2 separate regions of the Mus musculus genome follow, and region 1 is linked to region 2. A link is a loop called in an ENCODE intact Hi-C map of the cell type or tissue named here. Cell type or tissue: gastrocnemius. All regions are shown on one strand. Links, peaks and the distances in the headings refer to the core of each region. The heading gives the core; the rest is flanking DNA. Region 1 has its middle 6.4 kb from the start of Gm24826. Region 2 overlaps Pdcl3 (phosducin-like 3).

Evidence for each region. Peaks named below come from ENCODE experiments on the same cell type or tissue, not always from the same donor. Only the 100,000 strongest peaks of a DNase experiment are listed, where the experiment ranks them.
Region 1: a loop joins it to region 2, with 7 times the contacts of the local background. A loop is called at or near these places in 38 of 42 quality-filtered maps.

Annotation. Positions count from the first base shown.
Region 1 is chr1:39,521,396-39,530,436 of GRCm38, forward strand. No RefSeq gene overlaps it. Among named protein-coding and RNA genes, the nearest start is that of Gm24826, 6.4 kb to the left of the region's middle. In gastrocnemius, for the core only: CTCF peaks have their summits at 1,360 (motif pointing left) and 6,245 (motif pointing right); DNase peaks (open chromatin) are centred at 1,343, 5,171 and 6,241.
Region 2 is chr1:38,996,346-39,005,386 of GRCm38, forward strand. It overlaps Pdcl3 (phosducin-like 3), which reads left to right. Exons shown (of 6, transcript NM_026850.4): 6 at 1-891. Among named protein-coding and RNA genes, the nearest start is that of Pdcl3, 13 kb to the left of the region's middle. In gastrocnemius, for the core only: a CTCF peak has its summit at 4,965 (motif pointing right); a DNase peak (open chromatin) is centred at 4,987.

The sequences.
Region 1 (9,041 bases), core at 497-8,496, 530 kb after region 2:
TGTCAAGCTGACTCGACCAGAGTGCGTGGCAGAGAATCAACTGAGAGAATGCCTTGTAAGATGGGGCTGTTCACAAGCCTGCAGAGCATTTTCTTAATTAGTGATTGAAGGGGGAGGGCCAAGCCCATTGTGGGTGGGGCCACCCCTAGGCTGGTCACCCTTGGTTCTATAACAAAGCAGGCTGAGCAAGCCAGTAAGCAGCACCCCTCCTTGGCATCTGCATCAGCTCCTGTCTCCAGGTTCCTGCATATTTGAGCTCCTGTCCGAACTTCCTTCAGTGATGAGCAGTGATGTGGAAGTGTAAGTCAAATAAACCCTTACCTCCTCAAGTTGCTTTGATCATGGTCTTTCATCACAGCAATAGGAACCCTAACTGAGACACCAGCCACAAATAAACGCCACCCTGATCCACCTTGTGTGACAGTAGGTCACAAACCCCTCATTCCAGAGAAGGCTTGTCCTATTCAAGGCAGATGGAAAAACAACACAGAGAGTCAAGAAGGAGCCTTCAGCTCCAGGAGGAAGCTCTGATCCTTGCATGTTGACCTCACCAAACTTCCCCCACCCATCTGACAATATTACTCAGAAAACAAGGCTTCCACCTCAGGCTACAGCCCAAGAGAGCAGAAGAGGAGAAACTGACCCCAGAGATAGGATTTTCCTGTCACATACAAATATAATTCAAACTCAAACTCATACTCCTGACTCGGCATTTCTAGTAGCTGGGATTACAGCCTACTTAAATTCATCTTTAATAGTTGTTATAGTAAGTAATATCTGTAAAAGGATTTCTTCTTTCTGGTGGCAATGGAGCAAGGGACGAAGTTCCCTATTTGGTTAAGATAAAGCAATTTAATACTTTGTCTCTGCCTGATAAATTCTCAGCCCAGATGAAATATCCCAGGAAGGTTTAACCCTAAAAAGATGTTCACTTTTGACTTCAATTTGGGGATAATTGTCAAATAAAAAAGTAGAATTTTATGTGAGGTACATCCTGGGAAAGATGGTTCTTAGAAGGAAGGGAGTTAGGAAGGAAGAGAAGCCTGAGGGGACATGCCCATGAGAGCACATGCATTGTCCATTCCTGATTCTCACCTGAGACACTTAACATTGTCATGGTTATATTTTGTATTCCTAAAGGTTTAAGGAATCGGGTCAGGAGGGACTGAATTTTATTCAAAAGCTTTTCCTACGTCCTGGATTTGTGTTCTCAGCCTGCAGGGGACGGTGTGGGTGCTGGGAGAGGGTGTGGGGTCGGCTCTGTGTGTTGGTAGTGGCCATACAGCTATCAATGGAAGTTGATGATTTTGCCCAATTTAAGAATAGGTTGGTGACATTGGACCAATTTCGACTGCCATCTAGTGGTAAGAACATGCACAGACCTTGGAAACACCAACCCTAACCTACCTGGGCCCCCTCCACTATGATATAATAATCTTAGGGTGTTTTCTCCAAAGAGCAACTCAGGTGATTCCTTGTTTGTTGAGACAGGGTTTCTATGTGTAGCCCTGGCTGTCCTGGAACTTGCTATAAAGACCGGGTTATCCTCAGAGATTCTCTGCCTCTGCCTCTGCCTCTGCCTCTGCCTCTGCCTCTGCCTCTGCCTCTGCCTCTGCCTCTGCCTCTGCCTCTGCCTCTGCCTCTGCCTCTGCCTCTGCCTCTGCCCTCCAAGTGCTGTAATTAAAGGTATATGCCATCACTGCCTGGCTCTGATGTGATATAACTTTGTTAAAAACCCAGTAAACCTGGGTTGGAGAGATGGCTCAGCGGTTAAGAGCACCAACTGCTCTTCCAAAGTCCCGAGTTCAAATTCCAGCAACCACATGGTGGCTCACAACCATCTGTAATGAGATCTGATGCCCTCTTCTGGTGTGTCTGAAGACAGCTAGAGTGTACTTACATATAATAATAAATAAATCAAATCAAAACAAAAACCCAGTAAACCAGCCGGGCGTGGTGGCGCACGCCTTTAATCCCAGCACACGGGAGGCAGAGGCAGGCAGATTTCTGAGTTCGAGGCCAGCCTGGTCTACAGCGTGAGTTCCAGGACAGCCAGGACTACACAGAGAAACCCTGTCTCGAAAAACCAAAACGAAACAAACAAACAAAAAACCAGTAAACCTTAGTTCCCTCCTAAGGATTGGCATAGATCTTATTGAGTTTTTCTTCTGTAAAACTTTAAGTTTCTGTGATTAGCAGGCTGGGGGTGGGGGAGTGGATGCAAAACAGGCCTTATTGGGTGATGGGTTTGGACGGAAGCAATCTTGAGAATGTATTGATCACAGAAGCAGTCTTGGAATGTATTGATCATGCAGATCCATGAATAGAGTGGGGGATCTAGAAACAGAGAGCTGTGGTCATCAGATTCGCAGCAACAGTGCTCAGAACACGTGAAGAAATGATTCGGGGGCAGGGAGGGGCGCGATGTCCATCAGAGCAAGAATGAGACTAAATCCCTAATTTACCCCTGTATAAAGACAGATTCAAATCCATCGAAGGCCAGGGGATGAAAAAACGTCTCCTGAGAGACAATCTTCTGTCCGGCATTCTGACACCTGGAGAAACAACAGCATCAGCTGCTAATGGATCTTAGGGAAAGAAAAGGCTCCGCCCACCAAAGGGAGCAGGAGCAGAGGGAGGAGTCACCCCACAGAAGGGCTCAAGTGGGGGATTAGTAGCCAGAATATGCAGCGAATGAAAAAAAAATTAAACATCCCAAGAACAAATAGCCCAATCAATCACTACATGAAAAAATAAAATGATTTCTAAAAGAACACAGATGGCCATTACATGAAACACAGAGAAATGTTCAATATCTTTAGCTACCAGAGAAATACAAGCAACAATGAGACTCCATCTCACCGCCAGTCAGGACAGTTTTACCAAGAAAACAGCCATAAATGTTGGTATTAAAACAAACTCAAGTCAGCCAGGCAGTGGTGGCGCACACCTTTAATCCCAGCACTGGGGAGCAGAGGCAGGCAGATTTCTGAGTTCGAGGCCAGCCTGGTCTACAGAGTGAGTTCTAGGGCAGTCTGGGCTACACAGAGAAACCCTGTCTTGAAAAACCCAAAACAAACAAGCAAACAAACAAACATAACTCTTGCTCCAAATCAAATAAGAGATCATTTAAAGCTGGGTATGGTGGAACATAGAATAGTGTTAGCAAGTAAGAGGCTACCCTGGGCCACAAAATGAGACCCTGTCTCAAAAAAGAAAAAGTAGTCTATTTTGAACCAAATTTGAGGGTTCATAATTTAAGAATATGGGTTCAGACTGCCCTGAACAGAAGGCAGACACAAGCAGCACATTGAACAATGCATTACTTCATGTGAGGCTCAATGGTAGAACACCACCTAGCATGCTCATCGCCCTGGATTCAATCTCCAAAACTTCAAAACCAAATCAAAAGAAAACACTTTGGTGTGCATTTCAGATAGGCAGCTTAAGACAGAGTGGAGAAACCCTGGAGCTAAGTTTCAGGTGTTAACTGGTATTGCCACGTCTTTGGTTCCTAGGGACACACGAGCTTAGCAAGACACTGCAAATGTGTCCTGTGAAAGTGAGGAGTTTGTTAGGTCAGACACACCAGGGGATGATAAACAGCTATTTTAGGAACAAAAGATAGCCTGAGATAATTTTTTTTTTCATTTTTTGTTTTTTGAGGCAGGGTTTCTCTGTATAGCTCTGGCTGTCGTGGAACTTACTCTGAAGACCAGACTGGCCTTGAACTCAGAAATCCACCTGTCTCTGCCTCCCAAGTGCTGGGATTAAAGGTGCGCGCCACCACTGCCTAGCAGCCTGAGATAATTTTGACTACCTACAATTAATAGTCCCATAGCCATGAGGTTCGAGTCAGTCTGTAGAATCTTCAACACAGATGCAACTTTTTCAGGAAAATGAAGTTCACACTGAAGAAGATGCCCTTGCCCTGCATGGGGCTGGAGCCCTTAGGGGAAAGTCCTTTCTCAACGCACCTTCAAAGTGTTCTCTCTTCCCGCTACAACTACAAACTTTTCTTGGGAAAAGAAGCCAAGCACACGCAGAAGTATCCCTGTCTGCTATCTCTCTTGGATTTTGATCTCTAACTGCGCAAGCACAAGTATGCACATCTCAGCACCGGAAAGGTGGTTCCGAGGTTAAGAACCCTGGCTACTTGCTAAGAATCTGAGGTTGATTCCCAGCGCCCACTTAGTGGTTTAACATTTATCTGACATCTGTAACTCCAGTTCCAGGGGGGATCCACACTCCCTTCTGGCCTCTGCAGGGACCAGACACGCGGTGCACAGGCTGGCATGTAGGCAAAAAACAGACAGAGAGAGAGCGAGAGATTGAGGGAGAGAGAGAGAGAGGAGAGAGAGGAGAGAGAGGAGAGAGATCTGTGGTTTTATACAATGGGAACTGTATTTACAGGTTTAAACTGCATGGGGTAGGGTTGCTAATTACCTAATTCACCTACTATAGAAATAATGACCCGTGTGGCAACAGTAAAGCCAGTGGTAAGTAAGGGCCGGGTGTGCACAGTCTCCGGGTGGTTTGGGGAAGAGCCCTGTAATTCAGAAGGTCGGCAGAGGTTGGGAAACAATGTTTCAGGAAACTGTGGTTTGGCCCAGTTCATAAGTTCAGCTGTGGATGTGCCAGACCTGACTAACAATGGCCTGCAGCCTGGATTCAAGTGGCCCACGGCAGGGCCGCTTTATTTTGATTGTCTTCCTCGACAACAAACATACCCAAATATTCATATAATACTAATATATGTGTTTATTTTACTGTTTCTAGTTAGCATTGCTCTAGAAGGAGGAGTAATGTTTCCAGGTTTTTTAAAAACATTTATTTATTTATTTAATGTATTTGAGTATACTGTCACTCTCTTCAGAAACACTAGAAGAGGGCATCAGATCCCATTACAGATGGTTGTGAGCTACCATGTGGTTGCTGGGAAGTGAACTCAGGACCTCTAGAAGAGCAGTCAGTGCTCTTAACCACTGAGCCATCTCTCCAGCCCCAGACTGTTTTAATGTTTATTTTCAAATAATCCCAAATTTCCATGAAAGTTAGGGGATAATGTGAGGGCTATTTTCACCTGCTTTTCCTCAGTGGTTAACTAATGCCTTCTAGAAGCGCAGCATACAGTCACAACTAGGAAACCGGCCAAGTCACAGTGTATGCATAGTTGCCTGGGAACTTATCACATGTGTGGACACAGCCCCGAAGCCACAGGGCACAGCCTTGCTCTGTCACTAGGATGTCCCCTTATGTGAAGCCTTTAGGGTTGGTCAGGCCTATCGCTCTACCTCCAGCACTTGCAACTCATCTGTTTTCTACCTCCGACCTTTAAGGAGATACTGTTTCAGTGTGACATAGGAGACTTTCAAGATGGCTGCAGGTGCTGAGCCCTCTGGAAAACAGAAAAGGAACAGGGCTAGGGTGGTAACTCAGTTGCTAGAGTGCTTCCCTAGATACACTAAGCCCTGGGTTCAATCCTCAGCACTGCCTAAACTTGGTGTAATGTAGCCTGCCGTGATCCCTGCACTTAGGAGCTAGAGGTAAGAGGAGAGACGTTCAAGGTGAATCTTGGCTACACCCGCTCTCACAAGACACCACCCAGAGAGCAAGTGTATTATTACATTTTAAGCCCAGTGGCTGTGGGAGGACCCCAGAAATCAGGGAAAGACTAGGAGCTTGTTAGATCGAGAAAGAGAGAGAGAGAGAGAGAGAGAGAGAGAGAGAGAAGCTCTCCCCATCCACAGCCAGTGCTAAGGTGCCAAGGTGTCTTTCCCTAAGGGAGCATGAGTCCCAGCAAACTCTACAGCTGTCCTGAGAACCCAACTTGTCCAGCAAAGTTATTCTGATAAACTCACTGGTGTTCTGCACTGCAGGCTACAGTTGTTGCAACCATGGAGGGACATGGAAGGTGTCACCCTGAAGAACTGGAAGACCAGGGAGGTTGTCCTCTGAGATCAGGGTGCAGACAAGCTGAATGTGTCTCACACTGTACCAGGACTGATGGCGACCACCCATACAGCTCCCACCCATCATAATGAATGCACAAGCACCTCGGCTGCCCTGACAGTGCACAGCCAAAGGAGGTCTAAGCTGTGGGGATGCTAACGTCTTACTTCTCCCACCAAAGCCACCAAAGCAATATATAGGAACACTATGATTCTGGCTGCTAGTCAAGGAGCATGTTGTACCTTGTCTGAGCACACACTGCTTTCAGCGGTAGGTATGAGGTCACCCACAAGGGGGCGCTGTGGCTCCTGACACAGCTTCTTAGTCCCACGCTGCTTGGGACTAGGAAGCTCTTACCCGACCGAGTAGGGGCAGTTTGTATTGTAAAAAATAGTCTCTGAGGATTACCCTGGTACACTTTCCTGTTTATGCCATAGCTGCCTGGACAGCTAGCTAGTCTATCCTGACAGTTGCATTGGTCACAAAGGCAGTGGGCTTTCCCAGATTCATTGCAGTTTGCAATGTCACTAATCACAAAGCTACAGGGAGATGATACTATAATAATCACTCCGGTTATATAACACCAACATTGTGTAACAAGCTGATACCCAAAGTCACATCTTCAAAAGAAAGCCATCCGCAAAGGATGGTAGAAATCTCAGCCCACCAGACACACAAATCTCAAGGTAGGGACACAATAAATGTACACACACACATAAGAGACACAACAATTTCAATTACTTTCTTGTAAGATAAGGAAAAAACGGAGTGCCCACCTGCCCGATAAGGATTCTAGAGAATTATTACAAAAACCTCCAATGGCTCATCTAGTAAAGGTGCTTGCAGCCAAAACCCAAGGACCTGAGTTCAAACCCTGGGCCCACGTAGTAGAAGGAGTGAAGTGAGCCCTGCAGGGTGTCCTCTGCCTCCTGGCATACATTAATTATGCATGCATGTACCCACTCATAAAACAAACTAACGAGCATCAAAAGACCAAGGAAAGCCCACAGAATAGAGGCGAGGAGTTAAAGGAAGTCAGAAAGACGCTGTGGCTGTAAATGGAGAATTCACCACAAAGAAGTAGGGATTTTGAAAAAAGAACAATTAGTCAAATTTAAAAAAAATCCAGCTTTAACAAAGTTCGATCTGATCTGTGAATGGGGACTTGAAATCAGCCATTCAGGCACAAAGTGGGTTGGGAATTGTTGTTATTCTAATGTTGATTGAACTTTGTCTGAATGTGAACCAAGTTAAAGAGCACCATGAAAAGAAGAAGTAATGTGAAGGTTGTCTTTAGAGGAAAAGATATACTTGAGCATTTAGTCTTTCATCTGGCTCTCGACTGGGTGTGGTATCCCAGCAGTTCGTAGAGGCAGAGGGGCAAAGGGGCAGAGGGGCAGAGGGGCAGAGGGGCAGAGGCAGGTGGGTCTCTGTGGACTGGAAGATAGCCTGGTCTACATAGAGTTCCAGGCCAGTCGGAAAGACTCTTGAGAACCTGTCTCAAAAAATAAAACATACAAACAAAATCTAAATAAATAAATAAAGCGTCAACGTTCTTCTGTATATTGGTGGGAATGGTTTGTCTGAGAGAAGATATGGCCATTACACATCATTCTGTATATTGGTGGGAATGGTTTGTCTGAGAGAAGATATGGCCATTACACATCATACTTTTCACCTACCCTGTAACCAAGTTACAGGCAATGTGCTCTGAGATCATTTATAACAACGCAGTCATTCAGATTCCATACTGGAATCAGCTTGTCCAGAATTAACTGACCTCTAAGAACAATGTAACCAGTCTCACTATGCCCTGGATGACACACTGTGTTATTTCCTGCTTGCTTTCTGAGAATCTTTGATGTCTCTGACTCTGTGTGTGTGCTGTGATGTATCTTCTGTCTGTCTGTCTGTGTGGAGGCTATGTGTGTATGTCTGTGTGTGTGGGGTGCATGTGCCTGTGTTTATGTCTCTCTGTGTGTGTCTTTGTATCTGTGTGGTGTGTGTGTGTGTGTGTGTGTGTGTGTGTGTAATGCAGTAATAAGGTCTAAGACCATTTGCTGGAGGCAGTAATGCACTGAGAGCAACAAAACTCCCTCCCCCACTATGTTGGCTGTGGAGAGGATCTGACTGTGCTGTGTGCTGTTCTGAGTTAGCAACACCGGAATCCCATTTCTCCCTTACACTGAGATCGATTGAGATGAAAGATCCTTATTCCCTCTGGTTGCCATATTTGCCGTGTGGATCAATGCGTGGGAGGATGAGAGGATGGCCTTTGCTTGGGACTGAATTCCAGCTTCTTAGATGAGCCCTCTCTTGGATTAGATGGCTCTGGCTCTCGCTTAGACCAGGTGGCCAGCTAATACCCATGCTTCCCTGACTATTCCATGCAACGTAAAGAGAGGAACACTACCAAACTCAAACAACAAGCCAGGACCACTCCCGGGCAAACACTAACAGCTATTCTTCTTGAATATAGCATTGCCATGGTATTTATATATTTAGCCATGTGGTGTGTGTAGGGTGGGGATCGATTTCTTTAAGTTTTATTTGTGTGTGTGCATAGTTGTGGGCACATGGATGCTATGGTGTGTCAGAAGAAATGTTTTGAGAACCAGTTCTCCCCTCCCACATAGACCCAACATCTGCTTCTGTTCTTGTCAGGTAGCAGACACCCACTTTAGCACACAGACATACATGCGGACAGAATATCCATACACATAAAATTAATTAATTGATAAGAATATTTAAATTAATTAAAAAAAAACCCACTACTCAGCACTCCAGTGACCTTTGCAGAGATATGATCACAGCACCCGGGAGAACAGCTTCAAGGAACAAGGCTCATGGTTTCACACATGCCATTCCATCAGGCAAAGAAGGGCATGGTAGAGCAGAGCCCTTTGCAACATGGTGGGCAGGAGGCAGAAGAGCAGACAGGAAAAAGTCAATAATAAATATTCTTACCACTACTGGCTTGCTTCTTCTAGCTAGGCTCCGCCCCCTAAAGATTCGAGAAGTTCCCAAACACTGCCATCTACTTTTAAAACACAACCCATTTTTGGCACCCGCATGGAGGCATACAACGG
Region 2 (9,041 bases), core at 497-8,496:
GAGGGAAAAGCAAAATGTATCATTTTGGTTTTTAACCTTTTTATAATTATTTAAATTTTATACATTTCGGATATAATCATTGCTGAACTTTTTTAAGAAATTTGTTGGAACTCTTTAATTAATCATGTTTCTTTAAGAGAAATTTAAGCAAGCTTGTTATGTCACATATCTATGTTTTCCTATGTGTATTTCAGGAAACCATGAAACTGTTCAGTATTTTTTGACATGTAACTCTATAGAAAGGAATGTGGACTTAAAAAATATAATGCGAATAAATTTAAGTTAAAATCTCTATAAAAAATAACAGTGCAAAAAATGAGAACTCAGCTTTCTAGTTAGATCGTTCGTTTTCCTTTTGTAAAGCTAGCAAAAGGAGTATCAGCTAAAAGAAATGGCTGATAATTTTGAGACAGATACTGATTTATCAAATTAGCTGACAGATTTCAGCTCACTGCCATGTCTGTTTGCTTTCAGCCCAGTCTTCCAGGTAAACTAATGTTCTCTATGGCTGTTAAGACACCAGCTATTCTTTGTAGTGGCACATGCCTTTAATCTCAGCACTGGGAGACAGGGGCAGGCAGGTCATGTGAGATCAAGGCCAGTCTGGTTTGCATAGTTACCAGCTAGCCAGGGCTGCGTTACCAAGACCCTGTCTCCAAACCAAGCAGCTCTTCTTGGCTGTAAGGTCCTGTTAGAGTTGGTTTGGGGGAATAAGGTTTAAGCAGATACATATATAAGCTCTATCCCAGTCGATTTGTAAAAATATTTCAGGATATCCTGTAAAGTGACAATGAAAGCCGAAAAATATCTATAATATTTTTGTTGAATGCTATACCCTGTATAGCTGATTGGAATCTTAGAGATAAGAGTCTAAGAATACAGGGTTTACTCAGATTTTATTGTAAGATTTATTTTTCTGTACTCCCAAAACCGACAGTGTGTGAAAATGCCTTGTTTTCTGTTACGTGAGGGCCAAGACCCTGCTAGAACATCGGCCTTTGGAGTGGTTTCCTTCAGAGGCGCTTGTGAAGTTTTAACAGCAAGGTTGGAACAGTCTTGAGGTTTTGTTGCTTGTGATGACCCTACATGGTGTATAGGAGTGCTGCTGCCTTAGAATCTCTGCAGTGGCTCACAGCTGCAGAGACTGACGCTGTGTTTGCCGTAGAGCAGTGGTTCTCAACCTGTGGGTTGTGACCCCTGTGGGGGCCACATAGTAGATAGCCAAATTACAGTTATGAAGTAGCAACAAGGAAAATTTATATGGTTGGGGGTCACCACAGGAGGAGGAGCAGTACTAAAGGGTCACAGCGTTAGGAAGGTTGAGAACCACAGACTTAGCGTGAATTTTTATACTAAAGGAGAGGGGCAGGACCCGGATGCAGGCAGAGTGCAGTGTTGGGAGCTGCAGGCGCAGTTCTTCTGAGGAGCCTGTGTAGGATGTAATTCTTAACAGTCACTGAACCACGTTGATATAAGCGTGGACACTATCTCCATGCCAGACCAGGACCTTGTTGGTGATACAGAGATGGCGAGATGGGAACACAGCAACAGCTCTGATACCTGTAGCCTTGACCAGTGAGCCCCGCCTTCTCACAGTGCCCCGCCTCTGTCTGCACTTGCTCTAGAGGACCAGCAGCATCTTCATCAATTGGGATTAGGATCAGAGCCTGAGCTGCCCATGCCTATAGTTTAGTGAATTCGAAAGGTGCTCCCTGTGGTATTCACAATACCCTCTGCTGCCTCACTGCATTTACTGGGACAAAGGTGGTAAGGCTTGGCACTTAACCTATATACTTACATATGTTTGTTTGCCTGGGTGAGTGTATGCAAGTCACATGGGTGCAGGGGCCATTGGCTCCTCAAACCAGTTACAGGTAACTGTGAACTGACTTGTAGATGCTGAGGACCAAACCCACGTCCTCTGTAAGAGCAGAGCCCTCTCGACACTGAGGCACTGCCATAGCCCAGAACCTTGCTGCTTAAACATGGAGTTCATCTAACTGCACAGCAAGGGATGCAGACGGGGCTAGGAGACATTGTCCTTTCAGAAAGTACCAAAGCGCTAGACAGTAGAGAAAGAGCATCCCAGCTGCAGTGGCGGGTGGGTCTCCCAATGGCTCTGCTGGAGCGAGCAACACGGTGAATCTGAGGTCACGCCCCGAGCTGTGAGGAAGTGAGGAGGAAGACTGTGGTTCCCTCAAGAATCCCAAGTAGCCTGATGCCCGTTCCTAACCCCCAAGCCACTCCATTCTTAAAGGATGGCTTCCAAGATGCAGTGTGTGTGTGTGTGTGTGTGTGTGTGTGTGTGTGTGTGTGTGTGTGTGTGAGAGAGAGAGAGAGGGGAGGGGGATGGACGGGGTGTAGAGGTCAAAATCAATGACAAGCCAGGTTGACAGTGTGTGTGCCCTGTTTCATGATGTGATGGAAAGGTCACCTTACCTCTAGTCTTTCTTCCAAAAACCTACAATCAAGACATAACCACAACAAACCCAGCACAGTAGCTGAATGGAACTTTTGAAACTGTAGATAGAAGTTAAGAAACTGGGTATTCTATACAAAGCACTCGGTTAGCTTCCTAATTAAAAAAAAAAAATTGCACTGAAGGTTTATTTTTAATATGTGGCTCGTGAACCACATCACAAATGGAAGGTAACTTAGGTAGCAAAACAGTGCTCAGCTCTTGACTGACCTGCATCTGTGAGAACTTGTAACTCAAGGGTTCCCCTACGTCTTAGTCTGGATCTGCCCAAAGGCAGGGCCGGAACCAGCATTTGGGTGCAGCGTTTGTCGTTTGTCGGGTGTCTCCAGGCTGCAGAAGAGAAAGCTGAGAAAGGAAGACAAGATGGGGTGGGAAAAAGAGAGGTACAGTGGCTGGATAGTACACACACACCCCCAGTGTCCCCCCACAGATGGAGGCCTGGGCTTACACACCCCAGTGTCCACCAACAGATGGAGGCCTGGGCTTACACACCCCAGTGTCCACCCACAGATGGGGGCCTGGGCTTACACACCCCAGTGTCCACCCACAGATGGGGGCCTGGGCTTACACACCCCAGTGTCCACCCACAGATGGGGGCCTGGGCTTTGGGTTTCCATTCCTGGCTCCTGTAGGTGAGGGCCGCTCTCTGGGGGCATTAACTGCATTTCTTGGCTGTGTGTGCTCAAGAGCAGAGCAGGCATCTATGCCTGGAAGAAGACCACAGATGCTGCAGGTGCAACATGGTTCTGGGCTTGCCTGCTCCTGGCTCCTGGTTCTGCTCTGCTCATTAGGAAGACATTGCTTAGGTATGGGTTCTTGATTTTTATCTTTCCCATGCATATATTCAAAGGAAAGTAGGTGAAAGGAATTGGGTGTGATATTGTTTTCATTCTTAGAAATTATATCCTGACCAGAGTTTCCTCTTCCTCCAACCTCCCTGTCCCAACCCCCACCTCCCCTCTTCCCCAGATCCATTCCTCCATTTTCCTTCAGGAATATCAACCAAACATAATGAGTTACAACCTTCATATTAAGCTACAGCCTTCACATCAAGGCTGGCTGAGACAACCCAGCAGGGCGAAAAGGGTCCCAACTGCAGACAAAAGAGTCTGTTAGGACTCCCACAAGAACACCAAGCTACTGAACCTTCACATACACTGAGGACCTAGCTCAGACACACACAAGCCCCCTGCTTGGTGGCTCAGTCTTGGTGAACCCCTATGAGGGGTAAGTTGACTCTGAGGGGGTTTTTGTGGTGTCCTTAGACCCCTCAGGCTCCTACAACACTTCCCCCCCTTCTTTGACAGTATTCCCCAAACTCCACCTTAATGTTTGACTTTGGGTCTCTGCATCTGTTTCCATCAGTTGCTGGATGAAGCCTCTTTGTTAACAGTTAATGCTGGCTCCAGTCTACAAGTATACCATACTATCATTAGGAATAATTTCACTGATGTTCCTGGCCATGTTTGGTTCTAGCCTGGGTATCTGGGCTGTCCAGCCTCTGGTTCCTAGCTATCTAGGCATTGTCAGGGGTGGGCTCCCTCTCGTAGTGTGAGCCTCAAGTTGGACCAGTCAGTGACTGATCACTCCGACAAGTTCTGTGCCACCTTTACCCCAGTACATCCTGCAGGCGGGACAGATTGTAGGTTGAAGGGTTTTGTGGCTGGGTTGATGAGCCAGTCCCACTGCTGGAAGCTTTGCCTGGTTATAGAAGATGGTGGGTTTAGGCTTCATATCCTCCGTTACTAGGGTCCAGGAAGTCTTCACTGCACTAGGCTTCTATGTTAACCCCCAAATGCCTCCCAATTCCAGTCATCTCTCCCAGTACTCTCTCCCTCTGTCCCTCCCACACCACCCCCACCTGATCCTTCCAGTTCCGATCCCCACCTGCCCCCACTACACTTGTCAAATCTATTTCCTCTTCCCAGAGAGATCCATGGATCCCTGCTTGGGCCCTCCTTGTTACTTAGCCCTCTCTGGGTCTGTGGATTGTAGCATGGGTGTCCTTTACTTTGCAGCCAACGTCCCCTTGTGAGGACATACCATGTTTGTCTTACTAGGTCTGGGTTACCTTCCTCAGGATGATCTTTTCTAGTTCCATCCATTTGCCTGCAAATCTCATGATGTCATTGTTTTTAACAGCTGAGTAATACTCCACTGTGTAGGTGTGACACATTTTCTTTATCCATTCTTTGCTTGAGGGACATCTAGGTTGTTCACAGTTTGGGGCTGTTACAAAGAAAACTGTTATGAACATTAGTTGAGCAAGTATCCTTGCTGTGGGAGCACAAAGTTGTACAGCCACTGTGGAAATCAATATGGCAGTTCCTCAGAAAACTGGGACTCGATCTTCCTCAAGACCCAGCTATATCACTCCTGGACATATACTCAAAGGATGCTCCATCCTACCACAAGGGTCCAGTATTTTAAAATGTCCTTTGAGTGGCTTTGATGCCTCCCTTGCCAGTTAGGATGCTGGTGTTTTCTAGATCCTACCAGAAGGTGGCGCACGCTGACAACTTAATCACAATTGCTACTGCCCAAGGAAACCTTACAGATGGCCCCTGCCTTAAAAATGAGAAGCCAGTGTGCTTTGTATGAATGCAATCGCATAGACTGAGCCCAGGGAGACAAAGAGGTATCGGGTTGTTTTATTTAACTTTACCACTCTAGCTTTTAAATTTCAACTCTCCATATCTCTTTGCTCATTAAGCTTTAACTTGCTGAGAATGCCACCTTTCTAGGAAGACTGTTGGTGGTTAGAGTCCCCTGAGCACTTGTTAAAGGGAGTGCAATCTCTGAGGGGAAGAGCGAAACTTTTGACAAGAACCTTTCTGAGAGGGGATCTTGCAGCTGTAAAGATCCGTCACCACAGCAAGGGGATGGTGCATCAAAGAGCGGGAGAAAACAGCAAACAGATCTCTTGATAGCTAAAGCAGACTGACTTGAGCCATGCAACAAATACTACATTGTAACCCGAGGCAAAAAGTAATTACACAGTATCTATTATCCAAATATACGTGTGGAGGGAAAAGTTGACTAACAGAAATGAGTGTGTCCTCTCAGCACAACTTTGTGTTCCTGGGGGAATTTGAGGCGTCTACAGGATGAGTAATTCTACTCACTGCGCATGTGCTATTGAGAGTACCTCCTCAGGGTCAGCAGGCCCATCAACTACCCCCACCCCCTTCCCCCCACCGCCCACCCCCATCCCCCATCCCTTTAGTTTCAGCCCAGGTTTTCTGTTTCTGATTCGATGTTTCAGTCCTCTTGGGAATCTTTATGGACTAACTCCCAAACCCAGGCCCCCTTCAGCTGCAGTGGCTTTGCTGCAGCAAGAGACACTCTAGGTTTCAAAGGAAATGCTACAATGTTCCATGTTTTCAGTCCAGCTCTGGGCGCCACAGTTTCAACAGACCTGTGCTACTTTGCATGACCTCACATCTTTCCAAAGCAAGCTCCTTGGCATTTTCTGTGATAAGCACCATAGACCAGAATTCCCAACTGGCTGATTGAAATCACAGTGATGTGGAGAGGTTGGAATGTTATAGGTCCACAGGCTAATTCGGTTATTTTGGGCTAGCTTTAGCCCCCTTATTTAGAGCCAGTCCTTGCCCACACCTCAGTGTTGAAACTAACATCCTGACTAATAGATACAAACTCTTGCAATCTATTACCTTAGTAGACTACAGTTTCCACCAACTCCAAAGCTGGAAGTCATCAGCACCTTAGGCCTGTAGAAAAGGGTGCCCATCTCACCCACCGTACCTGCCCTTCTGGTGTACTCACCAATGTGTTTTAAATTTGCCTTGGTTTATGACATTCTATATCCTGTACAATCTGTAAAACTTCATGAAACTGACCCCCGTACTGGAACATGGAATTAGGGGTAGCCTAATCTGTGTTCCCAGGCTGTGATCACTCAAAGTGGCTCCAGGATAAACTATCTCTTACTCTTGTTAAGGTGAGCGCTATAGTTTCTGTGTTGATGGCAGGTACAGCTGTGAGCTGTGTGGGGCAGGAAGTGAGATGGCAGCTGTACCCACCTCTCAGTTGGAGGCACTGTACAGCATCCAGGCAATTCTATGCTATCAATAAGGAACAGAACAAGTCGGGTGTGGTGGTGCACGCCTTTAATCCCAGCACTCAGGAGGCAGAGGCAGGCGGATTTCTGAGGTCGAGGCCAGCCTGGTCTACAAAGTGAGTTCCAGGACAGCCAAGCCTATACAGAAACCCTGTCTTGAAAAACCAAAAAAAACAAAAAAAAACAAAAGCAAAACAACAAAAAAAGGAACAGAACAAGTACACTCTTTTCTTTCAATTTTCATATATATGAATAATATATTTGTTAAATATTAGGTATTTTATATCTATTAAATAGCTAAAAATGCTTGAACATAAAATCTTATTAAGTTGTTTGACTCTTATAACTACTTAATAAAAGGAACCGTTGCTAACACTTACTTTGCCCAGTGCAGGATAGTGAATTTAGGGCCCTGTGCACACTAGGACAACACTCAGGGCTCTGCGCACACTAGGACAATCCTTTTCAATGAACTTTGTCCCAGCCCAAGAAACTGGCCAGTATTTCTTTTAGCTTAATTGCACATGAGCCAAACCTAGTGGGCCACGAGCCGACCTGCTGGGGACTTAGGACCTTCTGAAGCAGTGGTTTGCCTTTCTGGTTTATGAGTGAGTCTGACGCTCAGCTGGTTGGCTCAGATTCTTCCCTGAGAATTGATTACCTCTGGGTCCAGGGAGGATACTGTTGAACATGTCAGGCAGGGACCTGGGGGAACTCTAAAGGCACCCACCTTCCTGACATAATGATCCCTTCCTCTCTCTCTGCTGTCTGTCACATCAACAAAGCTTGTGGGTCTCTTGTAGTACCAGTGGAGGTAGCATGACCTTCCTGGGCCTCAGTTTCCATATCTGTGCAGAGGACCCATTCCATGCCCATGCTGTGGAAATTAAGTGAAAGATATGCAGGCCGCATGGTGTCTATGGTCTTCCTGTTATAACCGGCAGCGGCAGCCTGTTTTATTGTATTTTATTTTGAGGCTTTAGTGCAGGAAAGCTTTGCATGTGGGATTAGCTTCTTGGTCTACACCCTGTGATTCTCAGTGGGGCCTCATATGACCTGGAAACTCGTAAGTCCACCAATAAAGCTTGAGTCTCACTTGGGAAATGTCACACCATTTCCCCTTTGCTTTATGTGGCTACCCTTACACAGTATTTCTTGTATAATGTATTTGTTCCCATGTTCTTCTTTTTGTTCTTAGTATGTTAAGAAACACTCATCTCTCTCGGTCTTTTATTTTTCCATTCTGTGGTCTGATCTGGAAGAGGCCTTTCCACAAAAAGCACGAAGCCATTATGTTGTCACGTGAGACTCTATCACTTCCAGGACAGATCGCCAAGAGGTAGAATTGCTCTCTTACTGGTTTCCCTCACTGAGATTTTATGAAGGCCACTGTGGTGTCACGGTCTTGGGTTCCCTCAGGCACTTTGTCAGTATGACTTGCCCTCTAAATATCAGGGTGGCATCGCAGGACTGGGGTGTTAGAGTCCTACTGGGGCATCTGGGCCTTCCATTTATCTCTGGGGAATTTTAAGATATGAATCCTCAGTAGAGGCACACACATGCAGTCCAAGGTACCTACTCCATTTCCCCTTGCTTTAGAACGAGCTTGAGAGAGGAAAATGGACAGGACATGAAGCAGAAGTGACATTTTATAATGGGGAGGGTTGTCCCTTGGGACTTCTTGTTCTGCTTCTTCCATCTCTCCCCAAGTGAATCCTGCTGCCTCCGTTCTGCCTCTCTTCCTGTCGGTGACAAGTCCTGGAAGCATGAGCTTCTAGCATCAGTGGATATATGTGGATGTTTTAATGAGTTGGGAGAAAATCCCTTTGAAATAAGTTTTGAGTCCACATCCATCAATGACATGGAAGCTCTATAACTGTGAGGGATAGTGGGTAGATTTATGTCAACTTGACACAAGTTAGAGTTATCTGAAAGGAGGGAACCTCAAGTGAGAATATGTCTTTATAAGATCTGGTTATAGGGCATTTTCTTAGTGATTGATGGGGAAGGGCCCAGCCGTTTCTGGGTGGTGCCATCCTTAGGCTGGTGGTCCTGGACTCTATAAGAAAGCAGGCAGAGCAAGGCATGCGGAGTAAGCCAGTAAGCAGCACCCTCCATGACTACTGCATCAGCTTCTGCCCCCCAATTCCTGCCCTGTTTGAGTTCTTGTCCTGACTACCTTTGAATAAACCTTTTCTCCCCAACTTGCTTTTTGGTCATGGTGTTTGATCGCAGCAATAGAAACCCTGACGAAGACAGTAGCTTATTCTAAAAAGATGCAGTTCCCTCAGGACTTGACCTGCTGCTAACCTGACTCTAGACTCACAGGAACATGAGAGAGAGAGAGAGAGAGAGAGAGAGAGAGAGAGAGAGAGAGAGAGAGAGAGAGAGAAGGAAGCATGAAAGACCGAGTGCAGACAGGACAGGAGGTTTGAACAAAGGCCATTCCTATCCAGACTTTTGCTCATTTGGAAAGGA